Linked DNA regions of Homo sapiens: regions 2, 3, 4, 5, 6 and 7 are each linked to region 1. Evidence: chromatin loops called from intact Hi-C (ENCODE). Cell type or tissue: heart left ventricle. All regions are shown on one strand.

Region 1 (4,000 bases):
CCAGCTCAAAAGTCACCTCCCCTTTTGAAGTTCTCCCTGGCTCCTTCCCACCCTCATCAAAGGCGGAGTTAATTTTCCCTTCTCCTGTATGTATTCATGTGGCATTTTGAACTTAATTCTATGTTAGTGCCCGTGCTATGTTCAAGTGCCTGTGTTCCCTGAGGATCTCCTTGAAGGTAGGCATCTTATCTTACTCAGTTTTATTTCTCACCTCAGCCCTTTCCTTAAATGCTTATAAAATAAGCATTCCATAAATACTTGACAGGGTTTGTCTTTTGGTATTATCCCACTCCACAAGTCTAGTGACACTTGCAAATGCATTTGACTTTTGGAGTCATGGCTGACCAACCTGCTAAGATCCAGCAATAGGTGGGATGTGGGGATTTTCAGGAAGGGGAGTGGTAAGTTCATGGGAATGTGGAATTTAACCTCTCTGCTTCCCCGACCACCACAACAGCCACTAACCTCCCAACTCTGCCAGCCCAGTGGAGCTGCCTGCTAAACCTTGCTGATTCTGTCAGCAGCCCGTCTTCCCTTTCCTTCCTTTTCATGTCCTCTGCTTCTTCATGAATTAGCTACAGTTCTGCACTGGCTCAAGATGAAGGGGCTATGGACAGAATATAGAAAAACCTTCATAGGCCAAGCACAGTGGTTCACACCTGCAATCCCAGTGCTTTGGGAGGCCGAGGTGGAAGGATCACTTGAAGTCAGGAGTTCGAGACCAGCCTGGACAACATAGCAAGGCTGTCTCTAAAAAAAAAAAATAATAATAATAATTTAAAAAGTTTAAAAAGAAAAACCTTCCAAAATTAAGAGACTGTTGAGTTTCTTGAGGAACGAAACAGAGCTTTCTGGGGCACTCTGGCCCTCTCCACTACCTCTGTCTGCTCTGTCCTCCTCCTACCTCAGCCTGCTCCCTCAGGCAACTCATCTTTTACACACCCCTTTGTCTACAGATTCTTCGCTACAGAGAAGCTACAGAGCTCTCCATATTTTCACCAGACCATTCTTTTCAACATTCCAGTCCCAAAATCTCAAAAGACTCTGATTGGCCCATTCCCACGCATTTTTGTCGCCTTAAGGTAGGTATCCTGTCCAGGTCTAAACAGAGGGAGCTAGCAAAGGAGGTTTTGGTCCTGTGGCCTGGCATGGTTTCCTCAGCAGAAGAGGGGAATGGGGGGGAAGGTTAAGTTTGGTGACTGCATCTCTAGGTAAGCACTAAAAACTTTCTTTTTTTTTTTTTTTACCTTGAAGAAGGCTTCAGAGAGAAACACCAGCTGGCTGAAAGCAAAGCACTTGTTATTCAAAGCATTTCTAGACAGAAGACAACCTTGACTACCATCCTCAATGAAATAGCAGCTCTTAGACTGGCTGCTTTCTAAGCATTATTTCCAAGCAGTCCCTATTGGCCTGGCAAAATGAAGAAATGGGTCTGTAGCTCAAAAGATAAACTTAGACTGGAGATTAAAATGTGGTTGTCGTCAAGACAAGGCAGTGAAGAGGGTGGCGGTGGGTTTGCGAGGGTGCGCAGAGTGAGTCTTAGAAGAACAAATAATCCTGGGATCAGGGACGTTTAAAGGATTGGCAAAGGAAGAAAATTCCTGAAAAACGGAAAGTAACAGCCAGGGAGACAGAAGTCTCAGAACCAGAACCTAGCCAAGGTGGGACAGAATTTGAAGGGAGAGAGCGCCAGTTCTAGAAAGATCAAATAAGAAAAGGGTGAGCTTCAAGAAGTGAAGGGCCAGGCGTGGAAGAGGCCATCGGGAGCCCCGTGCAGTATCCCCCATAGTCGGGAAGAGGCAATGCCTCCGGCGCAGACATTTGCGGGTCCCAAGGTCACGCGTAGGACGCTGACCGGGAAGGACAGCCCCGCCGCCTTCCCGCGCCGGCTCCTGCGCAGTGTGTGACGACGGTGCCCTCTGCCGGCGACAGTGGGCATCACACTGCACGCGGAGCCCCTCCGCTTGGGGAACCCGAGCATGAGCGGCTGGCAGGCGCGGGAGTCTCTAAAAATAAAGCTCACTACACGAAAGGAGTCGGGAGAGGACACCACTGGGATGGGGACGTTTATCCTCCTCTGCACTTCTCCTTGGTCAAGTGAACTGGACCAATTTTATCCAAAGCAACGGTTACGCCTGGAGCCACAAAAACTCCTGAGTCCGAGTCAGCCCCATGCTGTGGATTGAGACTCGTCGTGACCCGCCAGGTGCGGACCATCTGGAGATGGCGCGGCATAGTAGGCATCAGGGCGGCGCCGGTACCTGAGCCTCACCGCTGAGCCCAGGAAAGGGGGAGAGGGAAAAATGAGACGCAAGCTGGGAGAGGACGCATCGGCTGCACAATGCTACCATCTACCGGACTCGTCCGGGAATGCTCTGCCTGCCGCGCGCTCGCCGGGCTAGCCCCAGCCCTGGACTGCAGGGGCGCCGCGTGCAACTCAACAGCACAAGGCGCTGACATTAGTGGTGGGTTTTCAGGCACAGCAACACTGGGAATCACTGACTCACGCAGCAGCTCAGGAAAATAAGCAGTTGCTTTGTGTTTTGAGGTTCTGGAAATTGGTCATGAATTTTTTCATCTTAAAACAATAAAGAAGCTTCTAGAAAGAGAAACACTACCATGGGCAAATGAAAGAAAGTCTCCAATAAGTGTGAAAATAAAAAGCAGACTAGTCTTTGGGGTCTGGAATGGTGTGGGTGGCAGGCTTTGGGTCAAAGTCACTTTGGGTCTTAAATATGTCAGCTCCTTTGGGTTGTTTCCTCATCTGTAATATCACAGTAAAGTGGGCCTCCAGGAATGTTTTGAGGATCAGATACAATGATCCTTGAAAAGAGCTTGGAGAAGGATAAAATTATATGTCATCACTGGATGTGATCAAATGCAAACTCTTGTTCCAAGTTAGGGTTGACTAAGCAAGATCTCCCACATCTAGGATTTTTTGGTGTTGAGAGGACTATTAGTGTATCTCAATTCTATTTTTCCAGGTAGTGTTTTCAATAAAACCTGACTTTTTTTAAGGCTTCTCCCATACCACCCCCAGGGATGTTGTGAAGAATTAAATCAGTTTCATTAAAAGCTCACCTCTGTCCTTGGAGAACAGCTACTAGAAAATGATTAGGGTATTTGTGTTTTGGAGTTGTATTTGTTGATAAGTTGAAATAAAATGTCAATCTTATTTTTAGAAGCTAAACAAAACATATGCTAGACATTTTTGCAGTGAGTACAATTCTTCCAGTATTGCTGTTAGCAAAAAACTTTTAGACAAATTAACAGTTTATTTGAGCAAAGAACCATTCATGAATTGGGCAGCACTCCAAACCAGAAGAGGTTCAGAGAGCCCTGCCCAGTAGTGTGGGCAGAGAGATTTTAAAGGCTGAACAGGCAAGCAAAGCAGAGAAATCACCTGATTGGCTACAGGTAGGCATCTGCCTTATTTGGACATGGTGTGATGAGTTGGCTGCTGAGATTGGCTGAATCCTATTAGTTGCTTGTGATTGGCTGAAACACAGCTGTTTGTTACACTAGATATTTCATTTCTAGGTGAGGTAATGACAATGTTCTAAAATTGCTTGTGATGAAGGTTGCACATCTCTGTGAATATATTAAAACCACTGAAATGTACACTTTAAATGAAAAAATTACATGGTATACAAATTATAACTCAATAAAGCTGTTATTTTTTTAAAAATACACTGTAATTTTGAATATAGTCAATATCTGAAATTTCAGGGTCTAATTCACTATCAACTTACAGTGTTACCTCAGGCAAATTTCAACAATGTTGCTGAAACTTGTTCTCTGAAGATACATTGACATAAGCAATGTGATTGTTCCCTTTGAGAAGGGAACTGCACAGTGCCCTGTTCCTTTTTTTATATATAATTGAGATGGGGGTCTCACTATGCTGCTCAGGCTGATCTCAAACTCCTGGGCTCCACTGTTTCCTTTTGAGAAGCCCAACAAACAAGTCTAAAGGAGTCTAATGTAGGTTGTTCTTTGT
Region 2 (4,000 bases), 110 kb before region 1:
CACCAAACAGGTCTGAACCTGTCTTAGTCCTTTCTGTCCAGCTATAACAGAATACCACAGATCGGTTAATTTATAAAGAAAATCCATTTATTTCTCACATTTCTAGGGGCTGAGAAGTCCAAGAGCATGGTGCCAGCATCTGGCAAGGGCAATCCCATGGAAGAAAGGTGGAATGCAGAAGTGAGCATGTGGGATAGAAAGACAGGAAATCAGGCTGAACTCATCCTTTTTATCAGGGGCTCACTCCTGAGGTGATTAGCCCACTCCCAGGATAATGACCTTCATCCATTCATAAGGGTGGGGCCTTATGACTTAATCAAATCATAAAGGCACCATTTCTCAATACTGTCAATTGGCCACTAAATTTCCACATGAATTTTTAGGGGACAGTCAAATCAACTGTTGTAACCACTGAAGTGTTTGGAGGCTCTTAATCTTCAGGAAGTGTAATAAAACTAGCTGTGGAAAATGATGAGGAAAGGAGAGAAATGTTTTTTTGTTTGGTTCGTATACATATAAATATTACCTAACAAACATTTATACCCCAATTACCATTGGCCCTGATCTAAGTCTTTTATATATATTAACACATGCAATCCTAAAACAGTTCCATCAGATAATTAATTAGGCCCACTCTGCACATGAGGAAGCTGAGGCACAGAGCAATTTGGTGATGCGAAGTTATACAACATGTAAGCTGTAAGTTTGCAACCTGCGGAATAGGAGAAAATATTTGCGAACTATATGTGCAATAAGGGGTTAACATCTAAACTGTATAAGGAACTCATACAACTCAATAGCAAAAGCAAAAGCAAAAACAAATGTTCTGATTTTACAATGGACAAAGAACCTGAATAAACAGTTTTCCAAAGACATACAAACAGTTAACAGGTATATGAAAAGGTGCTCAACATCGCTCATCATCAGAGAAATGCAAATTCAAACCACCATGAGACATCACCTCACACCTGTTAGAAAAGCTATGATCAAAAACATAAGAGGTAACAAGTGTTGGTGAGGATGTGGAGAAAAGGGAAACTTTGCACACTGTTGGTGGGAGTGTAAATTGGTACAGCCATTATGAAAAACAGTATGAAGGATCCTCAAAAAATTAAAGCTAGAACTCCCTTGTGAACCAGCAATCCTACTTTTGGGTATATATCCAAAGGAAATGAAACAGTATGTCAAAGAAATCTCTGCACTCCCCTGTTCATTGCAGCATTATTCACAATACCTAAGATATGGAAAGAACCTAAATGCCTATAGATGAATGAATGAATGAATGAATGAATGAATGAATGAAGAAAATGTGGTGTGTCTATATAAATGTGGTATATATATGTATGTATACACACAGACACAAACACACTAGAATATTATTCAGCCTTTACAAAGAAGGAAATCTTGTCATTTGCAACAACACGGATAAATCTGGACAATATTATGCTAAGTAAAATAAGCCAGACACAGAAACACAAATACTGCATGATCTCATTCATTTGGAATATATACATGTTAAACTTATAGAAACTGAGAGTATAATGGCAGTTTCCAGGGGCTGGGAGTGGAGGAAATGGGAAGATGTTGTAAAGGGGTACAAATATTCAGTCAGACAGAATGAACAAGTTCTGGATATCTAATGTACAGCATGGTGACTATAGTTAATAATAATGCACTGTACACTTGAAATTTACTAAAAGAGAAGATCTTAGGGATTCTCATCATAAAAAAAGCTACTAACTATGTGAGGTGATGGAGATGTTAATTAGCTTGATTGTATACATCATTTCATGATGTATGCATGAATGTATGTATATGTATTCATAAATAAGTGTATGTATTATATATGTATGCAGTGTACATATATATCAAAACATCACTTTGTACACCTTGAATATATACAATTTTTATTTGTCAATTACACAGAAAAGCTGGGGGAAAAAGTTGTGAGGATGCTAGTCAAACCAGGTGGCCTGGCTCCACTGCCCTGCTCTTAACCACTGCTCCACATGGCTCTTCAGCTCGGGATGGATACCTATTCCAGTATAATACTGAAATATCTCACTTGGGGAAAATTAAAGATGCAACAACAATAAGCCAGCAAAGGTCTACATCCTTTCGTCTTCTTTTTTCCACCTCACCCAGGCAAATGCCTGAGGCTAAAATAGTACTTTCCAAAGCGCCTGAACAGGGATAGGCATCAGAGTAAACAATACTGGGTAAAATCATCTGTGACGCATTTTCTGCCATTTTCTTGGTATCTAGTTTCCCCTAACCCCTCTCTTCTCACTCCAGTGCCCCAGTAGCTCTTGGCAGAGGCTTAAATGGGTCACCTGGGGCAGCCCTGGCTTGAGCTCTGCTTGCTGCCTCTGGCCTTATCTGCAATGAAGCAGCCGCTGCTTGGTGTACAGCAATTCTCAAAGGTCATCAGAGGCAGCTGCAAGCTTGGCTGGAGTTAACACAATTCGTTAAGCAGGCGATGAGTCCTCCAGAGCTGAGTGAACGCCTACATAGCTAACATATTGACGCTATTCCAAGTGGCTTCCTTCTGTCCTCGCCTCTATTGCCCATGCTGGATATACTAGTAGTTCATGCTCTTGACTTGAACCTCTGCTACTGTAGTGCTGTGAAGGCAGAGGACTCAGAGCTCAATTCAGCTGCATCTTTTTAAATGCCAATGAAGGGAAAAATCACTATAGAAGAGGCAAAGGGCTGCAACATTAACATCTACAGAGAATTTATTCTTACGAAATCCCATCGGGAAGTTTCAAGTATTATCTCAGTTAGCCCTTCCTACCACACTATGCAGTATTACTCACGTTCTTTAGGTGAGGAAAATGAGAAGACAGAGAAAGTGACTTGATCAAGGTCTCACAGCTAAAAAGTAGCACAGCTGATTTAAAGCCATTCCTGTGTGACCCCCACACCTCTGCTTTCCCCCACCGCAATATGGTGGTGTGCTAAAGGAGCTCACAGTTAAGTGAGTAAGGCCAATGTATAAAAAACTAACAGAGCACAAAGTAGAATTCAAAAGTGGCCATAACAGAGGTTCAAGATGGAAGACAGAGGAAGGAACAAGTCATTGCAACTAGGAGGCTTAGACAAAGAGGTTGCTTTTGAGCTAGATCTTGAAAACTAAGTAGACTAAAGAAGTTGTATGAGCAAAAGGACAGAGTCATAAAAGAGTGTGTAGCAAAAGCTACTAGCTGTTCACAATTATCCATTTCCTCTTCTTCTACACTTGGCCAGATTATCTTTCCTAAAACTCCTGTGCAATTCAGTATGGCCACCCTTCTAAAAATTCTAGCTAATGGAATATGATTAGAAGTGATGACTGACGGGGCTGGCCCAGAAACCCCTCACATGGGCTTTCTGTCCAGTTTACCCTCTAACTGGCTGGAACAAAGATGACCAGGGCAGCTCTGGATGCTGCGTGCTGAAGACCGCAGAGCTCTCATCAGTTTGACTCTCGACTAGACCTCATGGAGGAGAGCTCTCCTGCCTACCAGGAGCACCTACGTTGGATTCTTTAGTGAGTAAAACATATATGAACTTCTACTGTGTTTGAATCATTCTGCATTGGGGTCTACTTGTGACAGGAGCTTGTGTTACCCTAAATAATACCAGTAGTATCCTTAGGTGAAGGTGAACAGAGAGGCACCCAGGCAATGTTGCGGAAGTAGCCTGGACACCCCAGTGGGGGTAGATCGAGGTGGGCCACATTAAAGAGTTGAGATTTCTTCTGTTAGCAGCAGGCAAAGTAAATTCACACTCTGACAAAATTAGTCTGTATATAGGCAAAATGAGTTTTGAAGGCCACTTTATGAGCATCTGACATTTAAAACTGTATGCTGGGCACTAACATGAGTACCTCCTTACACAGTCGATCTTTTATTTTGCAAAGAAGTAAGCTGCTAGAAATGATACCTATGCTTCAAGTTTTGTACTTTCCATTTTATTAATGAGCATTCATTGATTTGGTTACATGTTTTAGTTTTAG
Region 3 (4,000 bases), 570 kb before region 1:
ATGCAAAGAGTAGAGTCCCTGAAGTCAGAACTAGGTAGGTTCAAATACTGAGACCCTTGGGAGATGTGAAATCTGTATGCTTAAATTTGAATCTGAATAACAATATTTATGTGCAAGAGCCCCAACTGCCCAAACCACCTGTGCACAGCAGGTATTGACAATGCTAGAAAAAAAAATATATCTTCTGCCTAGAAAGGGATCTGTTCATGTCATAGATTTTCAAGCGCCCTACTCCATCTTTGCGTGCACAATCTTTTCATAAATGTTTATACCATAAATGTCTACACTTATACCTGCACACATCTGCTTCATTTTTTCTTAAAGTAATACCACCTTCCTGAATCATTCATATTTAAACCCTGATATCAAAATTTTTCATTCAAAAGTCATTTTCTTCTTTACAAAAAGAGATTCTGTCTTTCACAAAACAAATATATTATGGAATAGATTTGTTGTTGTTTTTCCTTTTCAAAACACATGCACACTCTGTAGCTGAAATCAAGGCAAATCTTGCAAATTCTGTGCCTAGGCTCAGAACTGCAACATAACAAAATCATTCTAACAGTTCCACGAAGTCAGCTTTCTTTTCTCTGATTTGTTTGTTTGTTTCTTTGTTTTGTTTTGTTTTGAGACAGAGTCTTTGTCACCCAGGCTGGAGTGCAGTGGTGCGATCTTGGCTCACTGCAACCTCCGCTTCCAGGGTTCAAGCAATTCTGCCACCTCAGTCTCCTGAGTAGCTGAGACTACAGGTGTGTGCCATCACACCAAGCTAATTCTTGTATTTTTAGTAGAGGTGGGGTTTCACTATATTGGCTAGGCTGGTCTCGAACTCCTGACCTCAAGTGATCCACCCGCCTCGGCTTCCCAAAGTGCTGAGATTACAGGTGTGAGCCACCATGTCCAGCCAAGCTTTCTTAGATATAATTGTAGATGTAATGTCTTGGTTGGGTCCCCTGCACTGCCTAAAAGCAGTCCTTGAGACAAAGACTGTGTGCAAAGAGGTTGTTTGGGAGGTGCAGAAATACCAGAAGAGGGAGGAGGAGGTGTTATGGGGGAGTAGGGATATTGATAAATTGCTGGGGAATGTGGTAATCTGGTGCTGTGGTGGTCTTGTGTGTATCACGGTCTAAAAAAAAGGAAGGCTCCATCACTATCCAACTCTGTAACACTCTCAAGAACATGAGGAGATAAGCAGCTTGTGCAAATCCATCACATGACCACTTTTCACCTGTGTCCCTAACTTACAGGAGAAACCTACCTTGTAGAAGGCTGCTATGAAGCTTGTCTGTTTCTGGTGATGTATGGGACTTTCTACCCTGTCTTCCTTTTGGGTACAGCTACAAACCGCAAAACTGTCTGGTGTGAATTTACGGTTGGTTCCTCAATGGTAAGTGACTCTCTGCTCATGTGATCTGCACTGGTTCTCAATTGTACTGTGATGCCACCAGGACATTGGGAGCGGACACCAGTTTGATCTTGCTTTTGCTATCTGCCTAAGTAATAAGCTTTCTAAAGTCATTTGAGTTTATTTTCTCCTTACCATCCAAATCTATGGAAGCAAACCAACCTAGCAGTTACCATAATACTGCTGCTTAGGGTCTGCTTGGTTGCTTAATTCAAGTATGAAGTATGTTGTGAAAGAAGCTGCCACAGTGGGCAACTAAAGCTTTACACCTGGGAAATAGTGTAAAATGCATGCTTCAGAATTATTCTGAATAACATATAATTACCCCAAGGGATGGGGTAATTATACCACCACACCCATATTATCAATTAAAGTCTACCTGGAGTGGGCATTAACGACCAGCTGTTGCTCAGCCATAGCATGAGCTGGCAAAGTGTGTTCCAACAGCCCAAAGACACAGATCTTGCCCATTTCAAATCAAGCTGGCATGCATAAAGTGATAAAGGGAACCAAGGGGATATTGGCTGACCACTGACAGTCTCCACTACATCTTGTTAGATCAATAGTCATGCCAAAGGGATATTGGATTATCAAGTCTAGTGATGTTTACCCAAAAATCTTAATATTAATCATCTCCTCAAAGAAAAGACAAACTAAGTAAAATAGTTGCATGTATCCTATTGAGAGGTCACAGCATGCTGGCAGCCCTCGCAGCCCTCGCTCACTCTTGGTGCCTCCTCTGCCTGGGCTCCCACTTTGGCTGCACTTAAGTAAATAGTTGCATGTACCCTATTGAGAGGTGACAGCATGCTGGCAGCCCTTGCAGCCCTCGCTCACTCTCGGCGCCTCATCTGCCTGGGTTCCCACTTTGGCTGCACTTGAGGAGCCCTTCAGCCCACCGCTGCACTGTGGGAGCCCCTTTCTGGGCTGTCCAAGGCCAGAGCCGGCTCCCTCAGATTGCAGGGAGGTGTGGAGGGAGAGGCGCAAGCGGGAACCGGGGCTGCACACGGGGCTTGCGGGCCAGCTGGAGTTCCAGGTGGGAGTGGGCTTGGCGGGCCTGCACTCGGAGCGGCTAGCCAGCCCTGCCAGCCCCACCAGCCCCGGGCAATGAGGGGCTTAGCACCCGGGCCAGCAGCTGCGGAGGGTGTGCTGGGTCCCCCAGCAGTGCTGGACCACCGGTGCTGCACTCAATTTCTCGCCGGGCCTTAGCTGCGTCCCCATGGGGCAGGGCTCGGGACCTGCAGCCCACCGTGCCTGAGCCTCCCCCTCCTCCATGGGCTCCTGTGCCACACGAGCGTCCCTGACGAGCGCCGCCCCTGCTTCGCGGCGCCCAGTCCCATCGATCACCCAAGAGCTGAGGAGTGCCTGCAGATGTCGCAGGACTGGCAGGCAGCTCCACCTGCGGCCCAGGTGTGGGATCCACTGGGTGAAGCCAACTGGGTTCCTGACTGTGGTGGGGACTTGGAAAGCCTTTATGTCTAGCTAAAGGATTGTAAATACACTAATCAGCACTCTGTATCTAGCTCAAGGTTTGTAAACACACCAATCAGCACCCTGTGTCTAGCTCAGGGTTTGTGAATGCACCAATCGACACTCTGGATCTAGCTACTCTGGTGGGGACTTGGAGAACCTTTGTGTCAACACTCTGTATCTAGTTAATCTAGTGGGGATGTGGAGAACTTTTGTGTCTAGCTCAGGGATTGTAAATGCACCAATCAGCACCCTGTATCTAGCTCAGGGTTTGTGAATGCACCAGTCGACATTCTGTATCTAGCTAATCTAGTGGGGACGTGGAGAACCTTTGTGTCTAGTTCTGGGATTGTAAACACACCAATCAGCGCCCTGTCAAAACAGACCACTGGGGGCTCTCTGTAAAATGGACCAATCAGCAAGATGTGGGTGGGGCCAGATAAGAATAAAAGCAGGCTGCCTGAGCCGGCAGTGGCAATCCGGGTTCCCTTCCACACTGTGGAAGCTTTGTTCTTTCACTCTTTGCAATAAATCTTGCTGCTGCTCACTCTTTGGGTCCACACTGCCTTTATGAGCTGTAACACTCACTGCGAAGGTCTGCAGCTTCACTCCTGAAGCCAGTGAGACCACGAACCCACTGGGAGGAAGGAACAACTCGAGACCCGCCACCTTAAGAGCTGTAACACTCACCACAAAGGTCCGCAGCTTCACTCCTGAGCCAGCGAGACCATGAACCCCACCAGAAGGAAGAAACTCCGAACACATCCGAACATCAGAAGGAACAAACTCCGGACACGCCACCTTTAAGAACTGTAACACTCATCGCAAGGGTCCGCGGCTTCATTCTTGAAGTCAGTGAGACCAAGAACCCACCAATTCCGGACACACTATCACTCTCTGTCTTTTTAATTTCTTTTTTTCTATAGTCTGAGTTTACATATGCTTTACCTTTCATCTTCACATAGCAGGGGCTTTGTCTAACTTCCTCACCACTGTATCTCCAGGGCCTAGCAGTGTGATGATCACATTGTGGGCAGCATTAACATTCATTGAAAGAATGAAAGCATAAATGAATGAAAGCATAAAGTAATGAATGAATCAAATTATTTTTCTGTATGTCTTTGG
Region 4 (4,000 bases), 280 kb before region 1:
ACCGATATGTATTTACAAGGTTAACCTGATGAAACTTGAGCATAGCAGTCTTGTTCCCTGGAGATGTTTGCTGGTGGTATTGATAAACGAGCAGTGAAAAATGCTTTTGAAATTAAAGCTTCGTCCAGCCAGTTCATATATGGGTCACAACTTCCTCTCTTTGCTGTTGGAAGTTTATAATGAGGTATAGTGTAGTATATCTCAGGCCAGCTTCCTTGGCATAGATGGCAATTTCTTCAGTCCAGAACTTACAGTTCTATTTACTAAGATTCTGGGTCACATCCAACTTGCAAGAACTTTGCATCCATCTCCTTGAACCCAGCCTTGGGGTGCAAAGAGACAAACTCCTGGTCACCTTACTCCTTACTTATCTGTCTCCTGCTCCAAACCATGTGATGCCAGATGGCAAAACCATGTCTTATGAATATCCATATCCCCAGAACCAAGCCTAGTGCTGGCATGTAGTAGACACACTATCAGTATTTGTTTAATAAATTGATTTAAAGATAAGTCCCTTGTTCTTGGAAGCATTTCAGCAGTCCCCACAGGAAGATGAGGATGGGCAGTTTTGTTTTTGATGAGGAACCAACAGCACAATGTGCATGGTGACAGATGGCACACAAGTCAATGGCACACAGCTAGCAAATCAGGGTGGTCCTGCTGGAAGGGGAGGTTAATAACGCCAATGGTTACTGCCATCTGTTGTATTTAATCCATTTTCCCTCTCAAGACAGAACATCTTGGAGAAACTAATGCAGCACAACATTCTTATACTTTCTTAAGGTAAACTTTCCTCTCTGCTTATAGAAAGGGAGCTCACTGCTGACTGTGGGGATAACAGAACATGGTGCTTAGAGACAGGGAGGAGAGCCAGACTTCCTGCGTTCCAAGCTCAGCCCAGCTCTGCTAATCACTAGTTACATGACCTGGAGCAAATTGTTTAACCTCTCTGAGTCTCAGTTTCTTGATCTTAAAATACAAGGCTTATAATATTACCTCCCTCAAAGGAGTGTTGAGAGGTGAGAATTGAATAAGGTAACATGAGTACAGCATGTAGGGCATGCTTGGCTTGGGATGTGCTGTGTCGGTGTTTATTTAGTAACAGTATTATCCAAGTGTGATGTTGGATGGAAGTCCTGTAGGATGAGAATAAGGGGAAATGCCAAGAGGGAAAACCAGCTAGTGAAGAATGTCCCTGTATTTCTGGCCACCGTGGGCCAGGCCTGGCGGGGAGCAGTAATTATTGTAATTAAAAGCAAGTTTCAGTGTCTCAGAGACCCAAGTAGGATGGAGCCACTTGTCATAGGTTTTGCCTTGTGAGAAGGCAACGCTGTAACAGGCCACAAAATTGCTCTAACCTTCCGTTCCTAAGTTGTCACATGCTGCCGGATCGATGCCTCCCTGGCACCTGCTATTGCCAGCAATTTCGGCGCTCTTTCAACAGTACCTCTCTGCTGCTGCACCCATGCCAAGAACAGCTCAAGGGGCTGATAAAGAGACCTAAGTGCTAGGGCCACACAACCCAGGCTGACAAGAGGGCAGGGGGAAGAGAGGCTGGGGGCAGGGGGGAAAGGGAAGTGAGAGAGATGGAAGCAAGGAAGCCAGTGGCTGCGGGAGTGCCCAATCTTGTTTTAATATCCTTCTGACCCCAGAAAGAGAAATGACAGTGGAAAGCTTGTTAACAGCAACAGGACACAGAGCCAACCCTTTCTTTTCTCTACTTTCCAGGAGGCCCAGGTGACACAATCGCCTGATTTGTGTTCTCTGTGCTCCCTGGTATTTGGCCTACAGGTCTCTGCATTTTCTCTCCAACCTTTTAAAGCATAATAACAGACCGTGCCTTTCTGAAGCATGTGTTAGAGACAAAGAACACAGGAATATGTCATTTTCTATAAAGGCCAGAAAGGGTGTTGTGACCAGCGAAGTGCTAAAATGACATTTGCACTTAGGTGACAAACAAGCCCATTCCATTCCAGGTAAAGACCAGAGCTTTTTCCAGCAACAGTAAAACACAAGAAAGTAAAGGCTGCCCTCGTCAGGGTGCTCTGGGGATGACAACTGCTGCTTCAGAAGGCAGCAAGTTGCACTCTGGAGACAGACCTTGGATGAAAGATCAGGAATGAAAAGCCACATCTGCTTTCAGGTGGACGCTGCCTAAGGTCTTGTCCTTGAGCAATATTCTCCCAGGCACCAGTGCATTAGGAAAGAAGCAACAAACCAGGAGAGAGTCTTGTTTAAGCTGCCTGCTCACATAAGCAAAGTCTTTGAAATATGACTTTAAATAAACTGAACTTGAGAAACAAGATTTCTAATACTACAAGAATCTGTGAATAGGTGCATTAGACTGATACAAACTGTTAGCTGAATCCAATGCGTTTTTGGATGAGGGAGACAAGCAGCCATTCTCCACACAGCTAAAGAAGAAAAAATATGAAAGTGGCAGTTGAGAGGCGTAGGAACAGGAACACTCCTGGCTCCATCACAAGATTTGCTGCCTGAAATTGGGCAAGGTACTCGCCTGCTGTTGGACTCAGTTTCTTCATCCGTAAAATCAGGTGCCTGGCTGAAGGATGCCTGAGATTCCTTCCAGCCAAGACATGTTATGATCCATGACCTTCATTTTGTACTCTCAGCCAGCAGTATAAGTGCTCCAAAAGAAATAAATGGAGCAAAGAAAAGAATAAAATAAAATAAGAACGTCACGCCAGCCCATCCGTTTTCTACAACCTGTGGGCTCACCCCAATTGAGGGTCCTTGGAGTTAGGGCAAAAGGGTCTACAGTCCTGCCTCACACTTCTAATTGCTGGTATGATTCTTCTTTAATTCGACATACTGAAGTCATGGAATCTTTTTGCATTTTCTTACTTAACAGATAACAGAAACGTGATTGTTAGCAGAAGACAAGTTTTTATTTTTTAAGAAAGATCCTCTACTAAAAGGGTTTAAAATCTTATAGTTCAAGGCTTAATCACAAAATTCCCTAGAAATAAAGCTCTCACATGAAAGCTTTGTACACACACACAGACACACACACCTACTCCATCTGAAATTCAGTACTAAAAGCAATCAGCAATTAAACATAGAACAAAGAGCCCCTACAATGAGCTGCAGTCAGTGACAAGCCAGCTGAATCTTTGGGACATTTCTAATTGGTGAGGAGGAAAATCCATAAGTGCAATAAGCCACTATCGGTGAATAAGCTCATGAGCTACTGAAGGCTGATTTAGGAGTTGTCATTTTGAAGTCTATTTCCTTACCTGGGCCCCACACAATGCCCTCCTCTCCCTCACACATCTCTAACGTGCGTGAAATACGTATTTTTAAAAAGCCAAGTTTTCTTATTTTAATCTGCCAGCCCATAATATGGTTCAGTCAACCCTAAGGCTCTTTTCTTGGCTTTTGCTCTGAGGAGTTGCCAGGAAGGAGAATCACAGCTCCAGACTACTTCTCCTTTACGAAAAAATTGAGGCAGTGGCTGGGCATGGTGGCTTATGCCTGTAATCCCAGCACTTTGGGAGCCGAAGCAGGTTGATCACCTGAGGTCAGGAGTTCTAGACCAGCCTGGCCAACATGGCAAAACCCTGTCTCGACTAAAAATACGAATTTTAGCCGGGTGTGGTGGTGGGCACCCGTAATCCCAGCTACTCAGGAGGCAGAAGAATTGCTTGAACCCGGGAGGCAGAGGTTGTAGTGGGACAAGATCGCCCATTGCACTCCAGCCTGGGCAACAAGAGCAAAACCCCATCTCAAAAAAAAAAAAATTGAGGCAGCAACCTGGATTCTGGGCAATTAAAATACCGGGTTAAGTGATTTTTATGAGTCAGATCTGCCAGCTCTGTAAAACCAACATTCTCCTGCCCTTAGAAAGGTGGATGGCAGCAGGAAATGTTCGACGGCAGCTTGCCCCTGGGGCCCAGCTCGGCCTCAGACCTCTCTTGCTTCCCTGCACCAGCCGGCTGCAGGAGGACCACAGGAACGGTCCCATCCAGCTCTGGAGGCA
Region 5 (4,000 bases), 130 kb after region 1:
TTTAGATCCTGTCTGCTTGGAGGCATTATTATTATTTTACTGGGAGGCTCGGCTAAGAAGGTAAAAGGACACAAAGCCCTGTAGCCTTCTCCTGGGAGCATGGATTATTTTTTCAGATTCCCTAAGTGCTGGGAGATGGATGAGTACATTTTAAGGGCACTTGGAAGTAGGATAGAAGGAATGAGGTGGGATCTATTCTCCTAAGTACCAAGGCTGTAGAACCATAAGTTAGGGACAGAGGAGACCACTCCAGAACAGAGCATTAAAAAGGAACAAGAGGAGGAATAGCAAAGAAAAAAATGTCTCCTTTCTGAATTTTGCTAAATGCTGGCCCCAGCCCCAAGTGGAAAAAGCATGATATTCTTTTAATAAATCAGCTTTGAAATGACTTCCCAAATGGAAAAAAAGAAAAAAAAAAGTGTGAGGCTGGGTGCAGTAGCACATGCCTGTAATCCCAGCACTTTGGGAGGCTGAGGCAGGAGGATCACTTGAGTCCTGGAGTTTGAGACCAGCCTGACCAACACAGTGAGACTTCCTTCTTACAAATAATTTTTTTAATTAGCTGGGCATGGTGAGGCATGCCTGTGGCCCCAGCTACTCAGGAGACTAAGGTGGAAGAACCCCTTGAGCCAGGAGATTGAGGCTGCAGTGAGCTGTGATTGCCCCACTGCACTCTAGCCTGTCTCAAAAAAAAAAAAAAAAAAAAGAGTGTGAATTCCTTAGCCAGGGTGGCTGAGTTCTCTGCAAGTCAGGGTTTCTCAGCCTCAGCACTATTGACATTTGGGGCCAGATAATTATTTGTTGTGCGGGCTGCCTGTGCTTTGGAAGATGTTTAGCAGTATCCCCAGCCTCTACCCACTATATAACAGTAGCATTCCCCCATCCCCCCTGTCGTGAGAATTAAAAGCATCTTCAGACATTGCCAAATGTCCCCTAAGGGTGTGGAGCTGGGGAATTGCCCTGGACTGAAAACCACTGCTGTTAGCCTCAACTCTGTTCTCTACCTTATAAAAGTAGCATGTAATTATCATAAAGATGAAATAAAGTAATGCAAGTAAAAATTACTTGATACATAGTTAGCACTCAGTAGACATTAGCTACTGTTCCTGGAAATTTTTCCCTTCAAGTGGCATTATCTTGTATAATTATCTTCATATTTGAAGGACAACATCATCTCAGCATGTATGGAGAAGGGAAAAGAAAACACTTATTTGCCATCAACTAACACCTCACAATTATACCATACACTTACGTTTTTGTCTTTTTTTTTTTTTTTTTTTTTTTGAGACATAGTTTCACTCTTATTGCCCAGGCTGGAGTGCAATGGCACCATCTCGGCTCACCGCAACCTCGCCTCCCGGGTTCAAGTGATTCTTCTGCCTCAGTCTCTCAAGTAGTTGGGATTACAGGCACCCGCCACCACGCCTGGCTAACTTTGTATTTTCAGTAGAGACAGGGTTTCTCCATGTTGGTCAGGCTGGTCTCGAACTCCCGACCTCAGGTGATACGCCCACCTTGCCCTCCCAAAGTGCTAGGATTACAGGTGTGAGCCACCGCGCCTGGTCGTTTTTGTCCTTTTTATACATTTTGAATTGCTGAGCCTCACAACTATCCTACGAAAAATAAAAATTAAAAAATTATCAAACTCATGCTACCAAAAAAGGAACTTAGTTTAAGTAAAAGGGCATAACCAGACATCCATTTTAAGCTGCCTTACTTCTCCAGCAAGCTCTAAGGTGGATGATAGTCTCCCTTGACTATTTTGTTTGCTCTCTGTGTGACCGGAGAAGCAACTTCTAGAACTCCAGGAGGACTGTGGCTCCCGCAGTCGGAGCTCTTTCTGTTGCAAGTTCTACCAGCCCATTTGAAACCAGCCTAGGCAAAACAAAAAGCGGGGCGGGATCCAGCCTCAAGGGCCCCTGCATCCAGGTACACACGCCATCAGAACTCTAACTCTTGACTCTTTGCTCTCAATATACTAGTCTCATTTTCTTCTGCTTCAGAAAGCTTCCTATGCAGTGGGAGATATCAACTCCACTCACATTTTTATTACAGCTTAAAGACCCCAGAGGAAAGAAAGGGCTTCCCTTCTCCCTGCTGCATTGTGAAAATCCCACGAAGGGCTCAAGCCCAGGTCGGGTCACCTGCTAAGCTCTGGCTCCCCCATGCGGCCGGAGGGATGCGGCCACTGACATTGGCACCGGCGTGAATCCGCCTGGTTTGTGTAAAATCTGGGAACAGGTACCAGAAAATGCCTGAGGTGGGGGTGATGGCAGAGGCAACACTACTATACCATCCTTTACAGTGAAGCTTCTCTTAAAGGAGCAATAAAATTTCACCCCGATCAGTTATGTTTTTAAGAGGAAGGCGGAGCAAGAGTAAGAGCAGAAATGCAGTCCGTGGATGGGTTCCCCTCCATCCTTACTGCAAGAACTGCAGGCGTTCCTCACTGCTAATTTGGAGATTGCTGGTTTGCTCAGGGTGTGGGGAGGTGGAGAAATAATGTTCCGAGGAATACCCATGAAAAGCTCCGTTGCAGTTCTCTACAGTTTTCTAGGGATACTTACACAATGAGAAGCGAGGGTCACCCAAGCGTCCTGGGGCATGTGACCTTATTGGCAAATCTTGGCAAAGAATAATTTCTTCAGTCCTTGCTCTACCCAATCCCAGCTACAGTATTCACATACCAGAGGAATACGTCTGCCTCGGGAATCTTTTCCCTTTTAGGACTGTACAGGGCAGATCCCAATAGACAAGGCCTCCCTGAGTGCTTGTCCTCAGGGCTAGTCAGAAACACCAAGGCAGTTGAGGCTGGTGTGGTGGCTCGCACCTGTAGTCCCTAGCCACTCGGGAGGCTGAGGTGGGAGGATCGCTTGAGCTCAAAAGGTGGGGCTGCAGTGAGCTATGATGGCACCACTGCACTCCAGCCTGGGCAACAGAGCAAGATCCTGTCTCTGAAAAAAAAAACCAAAAAACCCACTATGTCAGTCAACGAGATGGGTGCTGAAGTAAAGAAGTGAAGAGGAAGTAGGAGAGAAACAATTTTTTCTGCAGACTTTCCAGAACAAGCAAAACCCAACTGTGATGCTCTGCCGGTTTTCCTCTACCTTCATAATGTAATTTGCCACATGCATGACCCAAAGCAATGTTTCTTACACTGCAGACCATGACCCATCAGTGACTCCTGGAACTAATGTAGCGATCACAACCACCATGTTCTTATAAAAAATAAAAAATAGAACAGAACCTATGTTAAGGCATCACACTTACCACTTATGAAGGTGTCATTTCCTAAAACTTTTGTATATTCCAGATATACGATAGTTTGGTCCATGTCAAAACTAAGGAAACTTGGGAAGTCACTGACCTAAATAATTAAACAGGGTATTTGTTTTCTCATCGCTGTCCTTGTAACCAGACTGTTAAGAATACAAACATATTTACTATCATGTGTGTTTCAAATCCAATTTAAGAGTAGAACACCTTTTTGGATAGATTATTAGAATCCTCACTTGTAAAACAAGAGAAACTGAGGCTCAAATAAAGACAGCATGTCCTTCTTGCTCAAGGATTCTTAGCAACAGCAGAATTAATGGTACAAGCCTTTTCTCCATGACACTTGAGACTACGGTGGCAATTCTTACGGTTGGCACAGCCTGGCGAGTGGTCTTTACTTTCCTTACTGGTAGTAAGGAAAGCTGGCTTTAACAAGCCCCATACCTTTCAGCAAACTCCTAGCCTAGAAAGATTCGAAGGGCAATATTTTGAAATGGGAACGTGAACTGAAATAGCCATATTTGACTTAACCCTTTTAAATCAAAGATGATGCTCACAGCGAAAGCAAAACACCTTCCCAATATTTGTTTCTGAGACGGAGAGGCTCTCTGTTTAATTCTTTTCTTGCCTGAATATTTCTTCAGATTAGGGCTTCCTTGACCTCTAAGAATATTTTTTAATCAAAAATAGTGACCTCTAAGGTAATAGTAATAAGCAGAAATTA
Region 6 (4,000 bases), 140 kb before region 1:
TTGCTTGAACCTGGGAGGCAGAGGTTGCAGGGAGCCGAGATCGCACCACTGTACTCTAGCCTGGGTGAGAGAGCAAGACTTCATCTCAAAAAAAAAAAAAAAGAAAGAAAAAGAAAGAAAGCAAAGAATAGGAGATCTATTTGGTACAGCAATATTTGCTCTTACTTCAAAGATGTTTGGCTTAGGGGATCTCCTCCTATCTGGTTGTGACCTCTCCCCATAATATGCCTTTATGCTCAACTCCTTGGTATTAGGTTCTCCCATGCACTCATTATTTATTGCATAAAAGTAGCTACAATTCCCGGAACCTTACTGCATGTCAGGCACTATGATAAGCACTTTATATGCATTATCTCAATTCTCACAGTCTATACAGTAGAATGAATATCCCCATTATAAAGATGAGGAAACTGGGGCTTGTGACTACCAATTTCTTGCCAAGATTCACATAACTTGTTATTGAAGGAGCTGAAATTCAAAGCCAAGAAACTTGATTTCAGAGCCTGCATTCAACCACTATAGCAGCAAGGAGAAATGAGAAATACCTGGAAAAACTTTCCTAGACAAAAAGAGTGCAGATTGTCACCTGTCAGCTCTACTTAATACATAAGAAAATTCAAAAGAGAGGTAACATTGCTTTATCTTGTAACAACTTTTACCTCAAATCTATTCCTGTTTAATAGCCCTGAGAATGCTTATGTCAGTGGGAATGTAAATTAATTCAGTCACTGTGGAAAGCAGTTTAGAGATTTCTCTAAGAACTTAGAACTACCATTCAACCGAGCAATCTCATTACTAGGTACACATCCAAAAGAAAGTAAGCCGGTCTATCAAAAAGACACATGCACTCATAGGTTCATGGAAGCACTATTCATAATCATAGAAAAGACACAGCAAAGACATGGAATTAACCTAGATGACCATCAGTGTGGATTGGATTTTTTTTAATGCAGTACATATATACCATGAAATACTACATAACCATAAAAATTTTTTTTTTAAAAATCATGTCCTTTATGGCAACATGGATGCAGCTGGAGGACATTATTCTAAGCGAATTAACTCAGGAACAGAAAACCAAATACCACATGTTCTCGATTATAAGTGGGAGCTAAACTTTGGGTACACACGGACATAAAGATGGCAACAATAGGCACTGGGGACTACTAGAGAGGGAAGGGAGAGAGGGGAGCAAAAGTTGAGAAACCTCTCTATTGGGTATCATGCTTACTACCTGGGTGACAGAATAAACCATACTCCAAACCTCAGCATCACACAGTGTACCTAAGTAACAAAGTTGTATATGTACTCCTTAAATCTAAAATAAAAGTCAATTTAAAATAAGAGAGAGAGCTGGGCATGGTGGCAGGTGCCTGTAATCCCAGCACTTTGGGAGGCCAAAGCAGGCAGATCACCTGAGGTCAGGAGTTCAAGGCCAACATGGTGAAACCCCGTCTCTACTAAAAACAATACAAAAATTAGCCGGGCATGGTGGCAGGTGCCTGTGATCCCAGCTACTTGGGAGGCCGAGGCAGGAGAATTGCTTGAACCCAGGAAGCAGAGGTTGCAGTGAGCCAAGATTGCACCATTGCACTCCAGCCTGGGTGACAAGAGTGAAACTCTGTCTCAAGAAAAAAGAAGAGAGAGAGAGAGATAGCCCTGAATATATATCCTTGATTCCAGTTGAAGTCACCATAACAACCAAAGAAGATAGTCACAGAGAAAGAATAAGACCGAGCTTTCTCTAGAACACTTTGATGAAATTCCTTTTTTGCTTTCAAGTTTTTTTTCTCTTTAATCAATACATATTAATTGTATGTATTTATGGGTATAGTGTGATGTTTTGATACATATATACATACCTCAAATGTTTATCATTTCTTTGTGATGAGAATATTCAAAATGCTACCTTCTAGTTCTTTTGACATATACTATATTTTATTGTTGACTATAGACACTCTACTGTGCAATAGAATGCCAGAACTCAATTCTCCTAAGTGGAACTTTGTATGTGATGACCAGCCTCTCTCCACCCCTTTCTCATTTCTGATTAGATGCTGTGGTAGCTAATCTCCAGAGACAGTCCCAGTGACCAAACCTCCTTGTACATCTTGGTACAACCACACTGGATCTGGACTGGCCCTGTGCATCACTCTAATTGCTACAATGTGGCAGAAGGGAGCTACGTATCTTTCAAGACTGAGAGATCTGCACCTCTCCTTGGCACCTCTGCTCATCTCCTGTCTCCTCTTGGAACATTTCCTCTTGTAGCCCAGTCACTGTGTTTGTGCTTTAAGAAACCCACATGGGGGCAGCAGTTCCAAGATGGCTGAATAGGAACAGCTCCAATCTACAGCTCCCAGCATGAGCAACGCAGAAGATGGGTGATTTCTGCATTTCCAACTGAGATACCGGGTTCATCTCACTGGGGCTTGTTGGACAGTGGGTACAGGACAGTGGGTGAAGCACACCGAGCATGAGCAGAAGCAGGGTGAGGCATTGCCTCACCCCAGAAGCACAGGGGGTCAGGGAATTCCCTTTCCTAGCCAAGCAAAGCTGCAACAGACGGCACCTGGAAAATTGGGTCACTCCCACCCTAATACTGCACATTCCAGTGGTCTTAGCAAACGACACACCAGGAGATTATATCTCACGTCTGGCTTGGAGGTTCCCACGCCCACAGAGCCTCGCTCATTGCTAGTACAGCAGTCTGAGATCGAAATGCAAGGTGGCAGCGAGGCTGGCAGAGGGGCACCCGCCATTGCTGAGGCATGAGTAGGTAAACAAAGCAGCTGGGAAGCTCCAAATTGACGGAGCCCACCGCAGCTCAAGGAGGCCTGCCTGCCTCTGTATGTAGACTCCACCTCTGGAGGCAGGGCATAGCCAAACACAAGGCAGCAGAAACCTCTGCAGACTTAAATGTCCCTGTCTGACAGCTTTGAAGAGAGTGTGGTTCTCCCAGCACAGAGTTTGAGATCTGAGAATGGACAGACTGCCTCCTCAAGTGGATTCCTGAACCCCAAGTAGCCTAACTGGGAGGCACCCCCAAGTAGGGGCAGACTGACACCTCACACGGCCAGGTACCCCTCTGAGATGAAACTTCCAGAGGAACGATCAAGCAGCAACATTTTCTGTTCAGCAATATTCGCTGTTCTGCAGCCTCCATTGCTGATACCCAGGCAAACAGGGCCTGGAGTGGACCTCCAGCAAATTCCTACAGACCTGCAGCTGAGGTTCCTGACTGTTAGAAGGAAAACTAACAAACAAAAAGGACATCCACACCAAAACCCCATCTGTACGTGACCATCATCAAAAACTAAAGGTAGATAAAACCACAAATATGGGGAAAAAACAGAGCAGAAAAGCTAAAAATTCTAAAAATCAGAGTGCCTTTCCCCCTCCAAAGGAACACAGCTCCTCACCAGCAATGCAACAAAGCTGGATGGAGAATGACTTTGACGAGTTGAGAGAAGAATGCCTCAGACAATCAAACTCCTCCAAGTCAAAGGAGGAAGTATGAACCCATCACAAAGTAGCTAAAAACCTTGAAAAAAGATTAGATGAATGGCTAACTAGAATAACCAGTGTAGAGAAGTCTTTAAATGACCTGATGGAGCTGAAAACCATGGCATGAGAACTACGTGATGAATGCACAAGCTTCAGTAGCCAATTCAATCAACTGGAAGAAAGGGTATCAGTGGTTGAAGAGCAAATGAATGAAATGAAGCGAGAAGAGAAGTTTAGAGAAAAAACAGTAAAAAAGAAATGAACAAAGCCTCCAAGAAATATGGGAAATATGGGACTATGTGAAAAGATCAAATCTACGTCTGATTGGTGTGCCTGAAAGTGACAGGGAGAATGGAACCAAGTTGGAAAACACTCTGCAGGATATTATCCAGGAGAACTTCCCCAATCTAGCAAGGCAGGCCAACATTCAAATTCAGGAAATACAGAGAATGCCACAAAGATACTCCTCGAGAAGAGCAACTCCAAGACACAT
Region 7 (4,000 bases), 260 kb before region 1:
ACATTTATCTAATGTCACTATATTCCATGCTATAAACATTAATAACGTCTTCAGAGTCAGGGGAAAATGTAAGGAGAGTGTGATAAAGACAGAGCCTAGAATAAAAGAAAAAGTATCGACTCTGAGACCAAAGAGATGTGGGTTTTATCCCAGCTCCATGTACCTTCTGATCAATTACTTCACCTTAACTTTCTTATTTATAAAACTGAACTGATAATAGCACACTTGGAAATCCAAGAAATAGAGTTATTGTGCATGAAATGCCTGGTGTATAGTATGTGCTCAATAAATGATCATTGTTCTTTGTTTTTCATTATCGTCACTTTGTAATTTTCTTTGGATATGGACTTTAGGGGCTCTAAGTCATGAAAAGTGGCAGGCAGCTGAAAGAACAGTGTGGTTCCATAATTATTTATTGAGTGTCTCCTATATTTAACTTTGCATTAGCTCAAAGGGATACTTTGGAGAACAAGAGCAACAAAGTTCCCACTCTTAGAGCCTACACTCTAGGTGAGAAGTTATAAAATAAATAAGCAAGTAATAGTGTTACAAATGCCATTAGTACTCTGAAATGAGTGTATAAAAGATGTTAGGAATAAAGAATGTGCAATCTATGAAGAGTTTTAGGGAGAAGAGTGAAATGACATAATTTATATTTCTAACAGACCACAGTGACAGTTTGTGGAAAATGGAAGGTTGCAAGTGTGAAAGTGAGCAAGTGAAAGTCATTCTCTGCTGCAGGAGAGTGACATAAGCTGGCCTTGCTTGACTTCAAAATAGTTTTCAGTGTGATCAATTCACCATTTCCATGTGGAGGAGGTCTGTTGTTCAGACTCTTTGGGGGCTAAAAAAGGTTCTTTATGATGAGAGCTGGTAAGTCAATGAAACAGAGCCCAACTCCAAGTTGGATCATGGGGTGATGCAGCAGAAGACTCCAAAAGTCACAGATGAAAGAAGTTTGCGCCAAATTTAGAATAAAGAGATTTAGAAGGCTGCTGGTCGGTTTGAGGCACAGATTTCAGATGGCACAGGAGGAGATAGCAAGCAGTGTTGGACAGGTCTTCATGTAAGGAAGGAGCCAGGACCCGCTCTTACCAGAAACCCGAGCTCTGCCATTTGATTTCTATTAATGCCATGTAAGTCTCTCCATCCCCGAGGTAATTTGACACAGTCTGGGAAGGCTCCTGCTCTCTAGGAGCTGGGCTTTTGCAAGAGATGCTGCAGACAGAAAAACTATGTTAGACCTGTGCACATGTTGATATCTGTGTGTGTATATACATACATACATATATATGACCATTTTAATTTATTTAATTTATGAATCATTTTTCTATAATACAAATTTCTTGCAAAATATAATGCTATAGCCTACGAGTTCTTACAAAGTCACAAACAAGAACTAGCGACATGTACTTGACATAACGTGAAGTCCTGTGCTCTGTGCTCTCTGCGGGGAGAGATGAGGTGATTCTTCAGAAGCTGATCAAAATTCCCTGCCTCCCTCAGGGTAGCTGAGCCTCGGAACAGCGGGAGCACTGCGCCATCTGGTGGGCAGATGCACTGCATCAACGTTCATTAGCAGAGGCTTTTACACACACACACACACACACACACACACACACACAAATGCTTTTCAAGGAAGACTCGAGAACAAATCCCGAAGCTGAGTGACAACTACAAAATACCATCAATTAAAGATATTATCTGGTAAGTTTCACAACAGATTATAAATGAACAGGATTGAAATGTGGTACCACTGTAAATCTTTAATTTTTCAGTTGTATATATAATATCTGATAGTTAATGGGTGTGTACCCTGTGCCAGGTAGGTGCTAGTCTATGTACTTTACATGCATTAACATATGTCATCCTCACAACAATCCTATAAGATAGGCACTATTTCCATCCCGTTTTACAGGTGAGGAAACTGAAACAGAGAGGTTCAGTAACTTGCCCAAAGTTACACAAGTTGGTACGTGGCAAAGCAAGAATTTAACAATGTTCTTAAGCTCTTAGGCACTAGGCTAGGCTGCTTCTCTGATATATACAATGTAGCACCGTGAGATTGGGTGTCATTAAGCAAGAGGTCAGAAAACAGGATTTTGAAAAGCATGTTCTGAAAGTGTAAGATTCCTTTTTCAAATTGCTTCCCCAAGCAAAAGAATGCAAAACTCTGAGCTTCCTATAAGTCAGAACCTTTACAAAAAGCAAGTTTTTGAAGACTGCTTTACAAAAAAAAGCACCCTTATTAGAATCACCGAATTTGGAAGTAAAGGGCAAGATCCCTTGATGATCATAATTGTGGTAGTTAATTTTATGTGTTGACTTACTGGGCCACAAAATTCTCAGATACTTGGTCAAACATAATTCTAAGTGTGTCTATAAGGGTGTTTCTCGATGAAATTAGTATTTGAATTGAGAGACTGAGTGAAGCAGATTGCATTCCTAAATGTGGCAGACCTCATCCAATAGGTCAAAAGACTGAGTAGAACACAACGACTCACCCTTCCTTGAGTGAGAACAAGAGGGAACTCCCTCTGCCTGACTGCTTTGAGATGGGACATCAGTCTTTTCCTGCCTTCAGACTCAAACTGAAATATTGGCTCTTCTTGGGTCTCCAGCTTGCCAACTGCATATCTTAGGACATTCTATTGGCTGTTTCTCTAGAAAACCCTTACTAATGTGATGGCTCATTATGTCATCATCACATTGTCATCATCATTGTGGTCACCCTCAACATCACCATCATCATCTTCTCTACCACACACTGAGTGTCCTCCCTTTCAGGCACAGTGTTCAGTGCTCTGAGACTGTGTGAGTAAAAGTGCTTATTTTACAGATGAGTAAACGGAGGTTCAGTGAACTTGGAACATGTACCCAACACCTCACCAACAGTCAATGGTACAGGTAAGACCATGGTTATCAACAGCCCAGTGCATTTTTCTCTATGCCAAGTGACATCTCCCACTAGATGGAACAGTCATCAACAACTAACATTTGGAAGGATGATGGCATGTTTTCCATCTTCAGATATCTTATTAACTCTAATTTTCTTGAAAAGTGCTTTCTCATTCCTTTGAAAGCCATTATTTTCCTTCTTTTCCAGGGTGACATGTTGTCATTTTAGCTTGGTTACTTTTGAGGCAGTTTAATCTGATTTTGCTAGGAACCAGTTATTCTTCTTACATCTGTTTGACCATTCATCAACTAACAGGCATTTTCCACAACTGCAGATACAAAAGAGACAAGAAAAAGTGCAGCTCACCTTAAATACCCTGATTCATCTGAGCTGGGCATGATTCAGCTACTCAAGATATTGAATTTGGGAAATATGTGTGTCTTCAGACTTTTTCCTCTCTCTGTATGGGAGAGGGCTGGCAAGTCGGGCACCAGAGGGATCAACTCATGCACAAGGCTGCTGCAGCCTGCATAAAAGTGTGCAAGTAGACCTGGTTGCAAAGGACAAGAGGGTGTGGGGCATCAACCCCTCCCATGACAACTTCCAAAGGAAAAATAGACTATAATTATCAGAAACCCAATTGCCCTATTAAAATACATGAAATAACTACAAAAATTGTGAAATTGAAGTCATGGGGTTTTTTTAATAACAGTAAAAAATATTTGTATCCAGAAAGAAAATTTAAACCTAGCAAGATATATCTAAGTAAACTGTGCCCTTCCCACCCCTAAGCCCCAACATGTTAATCAGATGTGCAGTCCCAGAGGCAGGACCTCTTGGCCCATGGTGAGTTCACCTTGGACAGACTCCTTTGAAGAGATAAGCTATCTAGGATAAGAAGAGAACTTGCTGGAAATAGCCAGATAAATAACAGTAGATTGTAGCCTATCTGCCAGGAAGCACACTTTTTCCCCAGCCATTTGCAGGAAGAGAAGTAGGTTGCTATGCCATTACAAGTCATTTTCTCTCCCGGGTTACGCCAGCCCATGCTCCTTTTTCATTCCAATTGCTGCATTTCTAGAGGATCATACTGCCATTTTT

The links. Hi-C counts contacts between places; a loop is a spot of excess contacts. Peaks named below come from ENCODE experiments on the same cell type or tissue, not always from the same donor. Only the 100,000 strongest peaks of a DNase experiment are listed, where the experiment ranks them.
Region 2: it touches region 1 in a loop (2.4-fold over the local background); 8 of 110 quality-filtered maps call a loop at or near these places.
Region 3: a loop joins it to region 1, with 4 times the contacts of the local background. A loop is called at or near these places in 3 of 110 quality-filtered maps.
Region 4: a loop joins it to region 1, with 5 times the contacts of the local background. A loop is called at or near these places in 6 of 110 quality-filtered maps.
Region 5: a loop joins it to region 1, with 6 times the contacts of the local background. A loop is called at or near these places in 58 of 110 quality-filtered maps.
Region 6: it touches region 1 in a loop (14-fold over the local background); 31 of 110 quality-filtered maps call a loop at or near these places.
Region 7: it touches region 1 in a loop (4-fold over the local background); 52 of 110 quality-filtered maps call a loop at or near these places.

What each region holds. Positions count from the first base shown.
Region 1 is chr4:57,162,107-57,166,106 of GRCh38, reverse strand. The region is part of intron 1 of IGFBP7-AS1 (IGFBP7 antisense RNA 1); the gene reads right to left. Among named protein-coding and RNA genes, the nearest start is that of IGFBP7, 54 kb to the right of the region's middle. RefSeq lists a silencer at 2,432-2,481. In heart left ventricle, CTCF peaks have their summits at 1,748, 1,949 (motif pointing left) and 2,322 (motif pointing left); DNase peaks (open chromatin) are centred at 1,916 and 2,376; H3K4me3 peaks cover 934 bases; H3K27ac peaks cover 630 bases.
Region 2 is chr4:57,268,962-57,272,961 of GRCh38, reverse strand. No RefSeq gene overlaps it. Among named protein-coding and RNA genes, the nearest start is that of LINC02380, 150 kb to the left of the region's middle. In heart left ventricle, no CTCF peak of the experiment used is centred here; a DNase peak (open chromatin) is centred at 2,371; H3K27me3 peaks cover 205 bases.
Region 3 is chr4:57,728,541-57,732,540 of GRCh38, reverse strand. No RefSeq gene overlaps it. Among named protein-coding and RNA genes, the nearest start is that of LINC02380, 300 kb to the right of the region's middle. In heart left ventricle, no CTCF peak of the experiment used is centred here; a DNase peak (open chromatin) is centred at 2,302.
Region 4 is chr4:57,440,966-57,444,965 of GRCh38, reverse strand. All of the region lies in intron 4 of LINC02380 (long intergenic non-protein coding RNA 2380), which reads right to left. Among named protein-coding and RNA genes, the nearest start is that of LINC02380, 17 kb to the right of the region's middle. In heart left ventricle, a CTCF peak has its summit at 2,025; a DNase peak (open chromatin) is centred at 2,035.
Region 5 is chr4:57,036,350-57,040,349 of GRCh38, reverse strand. The region is part of intron 2 of IGFBP7 (insulin like growth factor binding protein 7); the gene reads left to right. Among named protein-coding and RNA genes, the nearest start is that of POLR2B, 59 kb to the right of the region's middle. In heart left ventricle, a CTCF peak has its summit at 2,169 (motif pointing left); a DNase peak (open chromatin) is centred at 2,169.
Region 6 is chr4:57,301,849-57,305,848 of GRCh38, reverse strand. No RefSeq gene overlaps it. Among named protein-coding and RNA genes, the nearest start is that of LINC02380, 120 kb to the left of the region's middle. In heart left ventricle, a CTCF peak has its summit at 2,276 (motif pointing right); no DNase peak of the experiment used is centred here.
Region 7 is chr4:57,424,523-57,428,522 of GRCh38, reverse strand. LINC02380 (long intergenic non-protein coding RNA 2380) reads right to left here and starts at 2,651. Exons shown (of 6, transcript NR_125907.1): 1 at 2,505-2,651; 2 at 1,414-1,544; 3 at 1,096-1,218. RefSeq lists an enhancer at 1,426-1,720. In heart left ventricle, a CTCF peak has its summit at 1,523 (motif pointing left); a DNase peak (open chromatin) is centred at 1,552.